Linked DNA regions of Homo sapiens: region 1 is linked to region 2. The links are chromatin loops, found by intact Hi-C in ENCODE. Cell type or tissue: pancreas. All regions are shown on one strand. Each heading gives the region's core, and the rest is flanking DNA. Links, peaks and the distances in the headings are about the cores only. Region 1 overlaps CRB2 (crumbs cell polarity complex component 2). Region 2 overlaps DENND1A (DENN domain containing 1A).

Region 1 (5,368 bases), core at 308-5,307, 64 kb after region 2:
CGGCCCAGGCTGTTACCTGCATAGCCAAGGGGGCAATGGCACTCGTAGCGATCGGCCAGGTTGCGGCAGGTGGCCCCATGGTGGCACGGCCGGGATGCACACTCATCGATGTCCAGCTCGCAGCGTGGGCCCTGGAAACCCGGCACGCAGTAGCAGCGGAAGCCGGTGGGATCTGGACCCTGGGGCACACACAGAGCGCCGTGGTGGCATGGCTGGGTGGCACAGCCCCGGGGCTCCATGGGCCCACAGGTATAGCCACCACTCTCGGTAGCCTGGCACTCGGTCCCTGGAGCGCACGGGTCTGAGGCACAGGCACTGGGGGGCTCTGAAGGCACCGTCCCTGTAGAAAGAAGAAACTGGCTGGGCAGGGTGGGCAGAGGTTACAAGGACAATCTCCTCCCCACCCTCTCAGGCCCACCCCAGACCCCAAAAGCAACGTGGGTCTCTGCATGCACAGTATGGACAGAGGGCCAGGGGTCTGCAAGCCAGGTCCCAGTAAGCTGCACACATCTGCACCCAGAACTGGGAACGGTTTTAGGAGAGCCTATATAGCAGAGAAACAGCACCAAGGATGTCTGGCTTCTGGGCAGGATTAGTGAGCAGAGGTTCCCTGAGCCCCGTGAGCTTCCCTCCACTGTCTTGTCCCTGCAGTCCCCCTTTGAGGCAGTATCCGTCATGCCCATTGCACCAGACAGCAAAAGGAGGCCCAGGAAAGAAAGTGAAGGCTTGCTGAGCCTGCCCAGCCCTGTCCACTTCACACAGCAAGTTAGTGTTCGCTGGGACAGGCTTCAAGGTCTATCTGGATTATTTCAGCTCCACCTGGGGAGGGGTCTCCCTCCTGCAGGCCCCATCCATCCAAGGAGGCCCCAGAGGGTGAGGCTCCTCCCACTGCCCCCTCCACCTCTTCTGCCAGGGGTCTGGTAACTCCATCCCTGGGTGAAACTGGAGATGGGCCCGACCTCAACCTCTGGAGGATGGGTGGACAACTTCAAAAGCAGGGATCGTGTGCTCCGCTGGTCTCATTCCTACCCCTTCTCCACATCACTACCCACCCCCTGCCAGCCACTGGCCTAGGAACTTCTAGAGGGTCCCTGGCCCTAATTTCATCCCCCATCAGCAAACACCTGAGTGGCCGGCCTGGCCAAGGTCGCATGGTACAGAGCAGGTATTGAGATGGCTCACGGACACCTGCCCCTGGCCACCATGATGCTTCCAGCACCGGGGCTCTAACAGAGGGTCACCAACCGGCTTGGAAGCCACGCCCAGAGATCCTCATCCCCCTTCCTCTCCTCCTGCCTTCCTGAGAGCCTTGTCACCACAATGCCCAGGTGAGAACTTGAGCTTTGAAGTGAAACAGACCTGGGTTCAATTTCAGCTCAGAAAGTTCCTAGCTATGAGACCCTGGGTAAGTCATTTCTCCTACAGAGCCTCCGTTTCCCAGTCTGAAAATTAGATCATAAAAGAATCCCCTCATCAAATGCTGAACTATTCAGCTCCCCAGCACCGCAGTCAAGGGCTGCTTTTGGTAACAACTCGGTAAGGGATGGGGGAGGAGAGCCTCCAGAAGACACAGCCTCCATTCCTCCCCCCACCCCCATCCGGAGCTCCCAAAGGTGCCCCTCCCCCACCCAGGTTGTCATCTAGACACTCACCAGACCCCAGAACAGCTCAGACCCTGCACCCTTCCCTCCCCCACTCTGGTGAAGCCCCCCAGATAAGGCTGGCAGCCTCTCAGGCGTCATCCGCATTCCAGGCAGGGCTGTCCTGTGGCCTGACCCGCATCCTTCCAGCTCCCCCAGGAAAGGGCACAGGTTTGGGGCATCGGGCAGTCCTGGTTTGTATCTGGGGTGCAAAAAGTGCCCATCTCATGGAGGTGTTGAAAGGATTCACCAAGGTGATGCAGGGCACAGCCCTGGGACTGGGTGTGGCCAGCACTGCTCAGGAGGGTGCAGCACTCATAACCCATGGTAAAGGGCCCCGGCTGCCAGCGCCTGTGCCAACAGGTCCCTCACTTAATTCCCACAGAGCACTGTCCCTCACCTGTGCAGTGCAAGGAACCCCCCCCCCTCCCCGCCCATCCAATCTGAAGCTTTGCCCCCTATCTCAGAGCAGCTGGGACCACGCTGGGGAGGCAGCACCGGGGAAAGGATCCTGGGGGGCGGGGGAGGTGCCTTGTCACAAGGGATCTTCCCAGGACCATGGGAGCAGATGGGCTCTAAATGACAGAGCCCGGGAGACAGAGTCCAACCCCATGGGAGGAAGGAATTTCTCCAGTCAGAGCCAGGCAGGAAGGGAAGGAGCTGCCCGTCCTGGGAGGCATGCAATAGTGCCACAGTCCTGCCTGGGAGGGACAGCCATCTTTCATGTGTCATCTCAGTTGATCTTGGCATTTACCTCCGAGGTGGATAGGATTATGATGCCTGTTTTACAGCTCAGGAAAGGGAGACTCGAAGCAGCCTCACAGTCCACAGCCCAAGGGAGGCTGGAATCCAAACCCAGGGCCTCACTCCAAGCTTCCCGGAATCACGGGCCCACATTAAGAATACAGATTCCTGGAACCCACTCCAGACCCCAAATTTAGAACCACTGGGCCCTGAGCCTGAGAATCTGCATCGCAACCTGCTCCTGGGGGATTCCTTTCACTTTTAGGTGTGGGAACCGCTGACCTCAGGTTGTCTCTGTCTTCCAGGAGTGAGCCTAGGAGGCCACGATAGCCCAGGCCAGACAGGAGAGGCAAGGAGGGGCGGGGTGTGGAGGGCAGCAGGGCGGAGGAGGGGCTGTCCCCCCTTCCCGGGCCAGGCTGGAGGGGCGGGGCCTGTTGCCAGGGCAACGAGGGGCCTGTGCTTATCTTTACAAATCCCTCCTGACCTCAGGCTGCCTGGGCCGACCTGGCAGGGAGGGATTAACCGACGCCCGCCCCTCCCCTTCGACCTGCTGCCCTGTCCTGGGGAGGGGCAGGAGGACCCAGCTGTTTACTGAGTGTGTACTATGTGCTTGGGCCTGTGCATCTATTATTACATTGTTATACTTGATTCAGACCAGAAAAGGTGGGTGCCATTAAGAAAATTTCTGTTTTTGTAACTCAGAGAGGTTGATAATTTTGCCCAGGTTGAGACGAAGAATCAGATCAGCTCCTGATTTCCCAGAGGTCCACATCTCCCAATGCATGTGAAATTTTCACTTTACAAACCCTAAATTGCCACTCACATATTGTTGCTTTAGTACATTACAGCTGCCTCACCCAGGAAAAAAAAAAAATCTCTAAAGGTTTTCACAGGAATACAGCTTCCAATATCAGCCTGGGCAGAGCAGGCAATCTTCCCCGTCTATCCAGAACCCAGCTGTCAGTAATCCCACTGTGTCTCAGGCCTCACTCATTAGTAACTCCTACTTTTCATGCACTTAGAATGGGCCTGTTTATAACAGCCAACAACTGATGAGAAGTGTTTTACTGAAGCCAGGTGCAGTGGCTCACACCTGTAATCCCAGCACTTTGGGAAGCTGAGGTGGGAGGATCACTTCAGGCCAGGAGCTCAAGACCAGCCTGTGCAAACATAGTGAGACGCTGGCTCTATGAAAACAAAACGAAATAAGCCAAGCATGGGGTGGGTCCCTGTAGTCCCAGCTGCTTGGGAGGCTGAGGTGGGAGGATGGCTTGAGCCCAGGGTGTCGAGGCTACAGTGGGCTATGATTTTGCCACTGCACTGCAGCCAGGGCAACAGGGTGAGACCCTTTCTTAAAAAAAAAAAAAAAAAAAAAAAAACAAAACAAAAACGAAAAACCACAAACAAAAAAAGAAGCATTTACTGGGGAAGCTTCCTGTCCCAACAAATCAAGAGACAGAATATTTCTAAGAAGCGACCTAAGATCTCATAAGGTGTGGGAACTTCTAGCATAGGGGAAGAAATTGTTCATCTAATATCCCTGGGCCCCAAGGCTCTACCCTACAAGGGTAGGGCTGAATAACCATGGAGGCTTGCAGACACTCACTCAGTCATCAGGAAAGGGTGAAATTCTCTTTTGGGCAGAATAATTTGGCATACTCTTTTTCAAAAATGTTTACCTTCTGAGGTTAAAAGACATAATTTTGATAACAGTAATTGCAACAATAGCTGTCAGGGACGGAGCACCTACCCTGTGCCTGGCACTGACCAACCCTTGAGAGTTTGGGCTCAGAGCACAGTTCCAGGGAGTTACCTCCTGAAGTGAGGGGGAGACAGAGCAGGTGGGGTTCCCCACCTGCCACCCAAACAGGCCACTTTTAACAATTTTACTATTAACTATTCATGGGCTTCCATCTAAAATTTCCCTTGAAATTGGGGGTTCCATGCCAAAACCTGGGGTGGGGAACCGCTCACTGCATTCTCTTCCAATCCTTATACCAGCGCTCGGAGTAAGCCAGTCTGTCCTCGTTTTGTAGAGACAGAGAAGAGACGTGACTTTGCCTAGGCAAGTAGCACAGTGTACTGTGAAATCCCAGCACTGGCTCTGGGGCTTCCTGGCTCTGGGACTGGCCATCTCTGGGCCTCGTTTACCTCCTCTGTAAACTAGGGGTATCAGAGCTGACTTCATAGGCTGTTGGGAGAATTAAATTAGACCTCGTTAATAATAGCACAGTGCCTGCCATGGAGTGGCTGATCTTACTCATTAACAATTCTTTACTTGAGGCAGACACCCACTGTCCAAAGGATCCTGACATTGGGTTGAATGTGTGTGGCTTTCTGCTCCATCTCTGCTTCTGTCCTGCAGGCCCCCACCCCCTTCTGGCTGGAGGAGGGGCCGGACTTGGGGCCTGGACTCACTGCCCCTTTGTCTGCTGGGCTCCCTGGGTGTTTGGGGAAGGGAGGGTGGATATGAGAGCCCAACGTGCCCCATTGTACTCCAAGATGCTTGGTCCTCTCCATGGCAACCAGCCGGGCCTTTGTGGCAAATTGGGCCCAGGATGGAGAGGCCCAGCTCAGGGCCTGGCAGGGGTGGGGAGAAAAGCCAGGGGCCCATGGCCTCCAGAAGCCCCCATCCCCTCCAGGATGGAAATTGGTTTTCAAGTGACAAAATCCCCAATCCCTCCCCTCCCGGCAGGCAGTCTAGGGTACCAGCATGCAGAAATGGTCATGCCTGCAGTGTACCCCACCAACTTTTAGGGATCCCCAGGGATGGCGCTCCCAGCACAGAAATGGCAGAGGAAAGGCTGCCCCTGGGCAACCCAGCAGGCCTGATGGGTTGAGTGTACACACCAGTGTCCAGACCCCCCACAGCCTCCATCCACTCTGTGCCTCCAGGTCCCCTGTGAGTGCACACTGAGTGTGAATGCACACATGTCCACATGTGCGTGTTGGGGTGTGCACATTGGTGTGCAGGCACATGCCAT
Region 2 (5,368 bases), core at 179-5,178:
GTGGTTCAACGTAATCCTGATGGACAGAATCCATCTGGTAGTTTTGAAAGGCCCAGATTTGTGCTTGTGTGATCATGCCATAGGGCATCTCTAAGTGCCCTTTTTGTTTGTTCTAAACCCCAACAAGTTTGGTCCTCAGGGTGGTCTCCCCACCAGCATTCTCATGAGGTGCCCATCAGCTCCTCACGGCCAGCTTGCTAGAGATCACTGTGAAATAGATGGAATGTTTTGTTAACACCCTTGCTTTTTATCTGCTTCAAGGACTAGGCAGAGAGCTTGTCTTTCTAAGATGGGAGTGTGCATCTTCTTCAGGCTGTGTCTGAGATGCATGGGGAGGGTTCCAAACCAGAGAAACTAAACACAGTGGCTGTTCCAGGCTGTTCTGCGATGAGGTGGCAACTGATTTCATGTTAAGTATCTGCCCCTGGTCCAGGCGTCCCCACTTGCTTTCCACAGCCAGTTGCAATGGACATTTCTCACCTTTTAAATAATTTCTTTGGTGCAAGTTATGGTCTCCAGAAAAGCTCAACTAAAATACACAAAGAGGAACAGAAACTAGGCTGGCTGCAGAATGGCTGACTGATTGCCCTGTAGAGTCCAGCCAGAGAGGGAGGTCTGAGCTGGGCTTTGCACCTAGGACCTGTGTTTGGTCCTCCCTTCCCTTAGATGGAGCTCCTCCCTGGCTCCATTCTGCCTCTAACTCTACTCCCTTAGCAGCCACGAGGAGCTCTACCTGTGGTTTCTAGCACCACCTTTGTTCTGGGAGCTCCAGGTTTCTGTTTCTAGCTCATTCCTGTTTCACAAGCTTCAGCTACTAGAATGTCTTAGTCAGACTTCCCAAACCAGCTGTACCCCAGTTCCACCAAGGTGTCAGCCCCTCTGTACCCATACATTCCTCATATCCCTGGGGTCCTGTGTCTCTCTCCTCGACTGGTCTGTGAGGCACAATGGGTATCAGAAAGCATCAGCACACGTTGAGATAGGCAGGGCCTGCAGCCTCCCGAATGTGGCACCTCTCCAGGATTGTCTCCCTGACCACTGGTTTGCCTGCATGGTCAAGAGGACGTACCCAGCCTCCAGGACCCTCCCTGCCAGAAATCACCACCACCCCTACCAAGCCCACCCTGACCACAGCTAGGCCTTCTAGTCTGGAGCTCCCTGCCATCCTCCACTCCTGGCAGTTCCTGCCCACCCTCCAGGACTCTGTGAAGTGCCCCTGCCCTGGGCAGAGTCCCTTCTTCTCTAGTCCCTAGCGCCTCGTATTTATTTGTTCACCAGCTCTTCATGGGCATCTGCACTGGGGGACCCAGGGATGAATCAGCCCCTACCATCTCTGCTGCCAGGAATGATTTTCCTCTTCTGTTCCACCTGAACAGAAAATCCTCCCAACCCTTCAAGGCCCTGCTCAGGCATCGCCTTCCCTTGACAAGCCCCCACCTCCACCGACTTCTCCAAGCCCAGTCATTCCCTTGCTGCTCTGAGCCGGCACTGTCCCTATGCTGGCTTGCTGGGGATGCATTTATACCCTGTCCCACAGAAAAGGACAGAATTGGCCTTCTCTGTATCCTTGGCACCCTCACAGGGCCTGGCACAGACGAGCTGCCCATGAGAGTTTGGGGAATGACCAAGTGGTGAATGAGTGCGGGCAGGAAAGGCAGTGACGTGGGGAAGAGGCGAGGCCAGGTCCACTCACTCCTTGTGCCCTTGAGTAGTCAGTCGGTTCAGCAGAGCAAGAGAAATCCAGCAAAAGGCAGTGACTTGTTCTGCGGCGCCTGCACGCGCTTTAGAATCCCCGCACGCGGCGCCAGGTTGTGAGAGACAGGATCCTGAGTCCCCCAAGGCTCCACCTTCAGCGGTGTGACAGCGGGGCTTCTCTGCCAAAGGACTGGCCAGAGCCTACAAACGGCATTTCTTTAAAGGTCTGTGTCGGAGCTGCTCAGAATCCAGCTCCCTGCCGGGGAGATATTGAGCCCAACAGGACAAGAGCAGGAAATCTGATTCAGCGAGACCAGAGGAGACATTTTCTCAGATTAGAATTCTCTGTGCCAGAGGTGGGGAGTTTATCACAGCAGGGAAGGGGAAATAAAACATAAAATATTGAAAATAAATTATATACCACATGCGAGATCACCTTAGAGAGTCAGCTCTGTATCTGTGGCTGTGCAGGGAGTCCCCGCCCCATGGTCACAGGAGTGCTGTGCCAGAGGCTGCTTGTCGCACATCCACCATCAGTCCCTAGCCCTGGCAGAGCCAGGTAGTGCCTGCGGGCTAAGGAAATTATTAACCTGGCTGTGCCCAGAGGAAGGGATGGCAAGGACTAACCAAGAGATGGAGAGTAAAAAGGGGTTAGGTGGACCTAGGGGTTTTCATTACAATGTAGACCTCCTGTGTCTCAGCCAAGCCCCTTCACAAACTTCGTCTCACTTAATGTTCTCAACAGCCCTCTAAGACTGATGCAGTTATGATGATCCCCAGATAGCTGATGCTCAGAGAGGTTAAGCACCTTGACCAAGGTCACACAGTAAGTGGCAGAGCAAGAATTAAAATCCAGGCCTATCTGATGCTGGAACCTGGGCTCTCCCCACCCCAGGTGGGGGAGCTTGAATTTTATCCCATAGGTGCCTAGGAGCCAACGAGGGTTGTATTCAGAGAAATAGCAGCTGGGAATATGTATGCTGGGCCACTGTGGAAGGGGATGGAAGTAGTTGAGGCAGAGAGACCACTGATGATCCCACGGACATTGCTCAGGCCAGGGCTGGTGGGAGCCTAATCTAGGACACTGCTTCTGGGGGTAAAGATGAGAAAATCATCCTAGAGACATTTAGGAGACCCAAAGGACACAACTTGGCGGGCAGCCGGATGTCCTGCGTGGGAACTGTTGAAGCTGATCATAGAATAGCACAGGGCTGGACACAGGCTGTGTTCCTCTTCATCCAGCCAGCATGCCCCAGTGAGGCTTGAAGTACAGTCCGTGAGGAAGGGATGTCCCTTGGGGTGTGCAGGATTGATGGACACCCTCCCTCAGCAACCCAGACTAGAAGTTTCTGCTCAGGGGCAGAATAGCCTGCTTGGAGGAAAGAGGGTACAGCTCCCCCAACCCTCACTGTCCCTGCATTTTCCCCAGGGCTGTCTACCAACCACCTTCCTTTTTATACTCTCCCAGAGTGCTGTAAGCACCAGGATACCCGTAACTTACTCCACCCCCTCTCCCCAGCCTAGGGTGTGGAATGTTATGGCTCCTTCCCTCCAGGTTGCCAGCTCTTCAGCCCCCAGGCCATTTCCACCAAGGATGATGTACAGTATTATGCTAAACCAACTTTACGGGTAGCCCCTTAAAATGCAGGCCTGTACCTGTGATGGATGGAGAACATCCAGTTGTTTAGCCAACCACTTACAGTTTGTTGCAAACTTGCAAGAACCACACACGGGCCTCTTGTTAGGCCTGTTATGCCAAGGACCCCATAAATAAACAGTAGCGTGTATCTTGGTGCATCAGGGCTGGAGTATGGAAATAGAAGTACTGTATAAATAATGCATATTTACAAAATAAATATATCCCATACATGAGCGTGTGCAGCCATAACCAAAGCACCTAGTTTAACAACCACGGAAAGCTTTGAGGGCCTGCCAAGTGATCAGCTTCCATCCATCAGTGTGCACCAGCATTAGAAATGACCGCCGAAGGGAGGGGGTCCTCCTGCACGCTGACCTTGAGGCCTTTGCATTGAGGCAAGTGGTGAGATTGCAGGTGGGCACCCTGACACACAGCTTCTCTGCCAAGGTGTGAAACCTACCACAGCCATGTGTTCCTGCAGATGTCTTAAGGTCTACCGCCAAGCAGAAGGCTGATGAGCGCCGAGTTGCAGGACGTAATGGGTTGTACCTACAGGAAGAGGGCTGGCTGGGGGAGGGAGAGATTTCCTAATTATGCAGATTCACTTTGGCTTGCAAAAGGGGCCGGTGAGTTGCCTTTCCAGGGGACTCTTACCGGAGCCCTGTAACTTTCAGCCATTCACCCTGAAGGCAGGGCTGAGCTTTCGGGAAGTCAGTGTCCCGTCTCTGCCGCCCCATTTTGAGCTCTGAACCCCACCGGGCATCCGGCTCTAGCATCTGGAGCTTGGAAGAAGCAGCTGACAGAATGGCCGCTGGAGTGGGCGCCCCTCCCCTTGGTTGTAATGGCACAATGCTGGATTTCAGTATTTTAAATGAAAAATATATGCAGTTAGCTGTGCGCTGACAATGTCCTTGAGGATTTGACAGTGAGATTTTCCAGCAGTTGGTCTTCGTTAGGATCCTGGCGGTGTTTAATAAGGCAGTCGAACTGCTGGCACCTTGGGTTCCTGTTTGTTCTCCGAGGGCTCAGGGGCTGCTGCGGTAAGCACATCGACCAGAGCTGATCATTACAAGGGCGTACGCCACCATGAATAAAAATGTCACACGTTTTCCCATCTCACAGCAGTACAAAATGTCAGTCCTGTCAAACACACATTGCAGGGAGCTGTGTGCAGTCCGTACAAATTGGAGAGCCGCATATTCCCCCAGCCTTCTGATATTCTTCATTTGAAGCTGAAGAAAAACAGTTGTTAACCTATTAGCTAGGATTTTAAACTCTGCTGAGGCGGTGGATGGGTAGACTTTGACACAGATAGAAATGTATTCCAAGGTCCAGGAATTTTAAAACCAGGTTCTCCGTCCATTTGTTCTGAGGGAAGGAAAAAAAAAAAAAACCTTCTGTCTGGTGAACCTGACTATCTTTCTTTAACAGACACACTAGGGAAATTTTGGGATATTTCATATCTAAGCTTCCCATTGCTTCCACGTTTGCATTCCACTCAAAAAGTCTATTGCTTTGGGGGATGGCCCTGGGGCTCAACCTGTTAGGCTAGGAAACCTGTAGGTAGAGGGTTTTTCCTGATCAGAAGCATGCCAGGAATGTTGCCAGTCTTGCAGACAAAGTAACTCAAATCATGGGGACAATGACTGGCGGGTCTGGCATTATTCAGATGCTGGGTGATGGCTTCACTGATAATTTGATGCTAGTTCCCCACTCTTGGGCAGCCATTTACTTTAACTTGACCGCGTGCCAGGCCTTGTGCCAGGAGCCAGATGTGAACCCTCAAGGACTCACCTTCTTAGGGGAAGGACAGAGGTAGGAGTGCCCGACTTTTGTGGGCCAGGAATAGAGAGAGAACTTCTGGGGGAAGGGAACAGAGTCGTGAGGGATGCAGGGATCCATCAGGTGGGTGAGTGAGGGAAGGGCTTATAGGACCAGCATGTGTGTTGTGAAGGGCCATGGCCCGTGAGGGGGCTGGCTGGAAAGAAGGGGCTTCTTGTGGTGGGGTTTATCGGGGGCAGGGCCAGGTCTTGA

The links. Hi-C counts contacts between places; a loop is a spot of excess contacts. Peaks named below come from ENCODE experiments on the same cell type or tissue, not always from the same donor. Only the 100,000 strongest peaks of a DNase experiment are listed, where the experiment ranks them.
Region 1: it touches region 2 in a loop (5-fold over the local background); 1 of 110 quality-filtered maps calls a loop at or near these places.

What each region holds. Positions count from the first base shown.
Region 1 is chr9:123,357,837-123,363,204 of GRCh38, reverse strand. CRB2 (crumbs cell polarity complex component 2) reads right to left here. Exons shown (of 13, transcript NM_173689.7): 2 at 17-340. Among named protein-coding and RNA genes, the nearest start is that of CRB2, 4.3 kb to the right of the region's middle. RefSeq lists enhancers at 1-513, 4,660-5,327. In pancreas, for the core only: no CTCF peak of the experiment used is centred there; DNase peaks (open chromatin) are centred at 2,814 and 5,263.
Region 2 is chr9:123,421,868-123,427,235 of GRCh38, reverse strand. The region is part of intron 19 of DENND1A (DENN domain containing 1A); the gene reads left to right. Among named protein-coding and RNA genes, the nearest start is that of MIR601, 22 kb to the right of the region's middle. RefSeq lists enhancers at 644-693, 3,515-4,116 and a silencer at 802-1,014. In pancreas, for the core only: no CTCF peak of the experiment used is centred there; no DNase peak of the experiment used is centred there.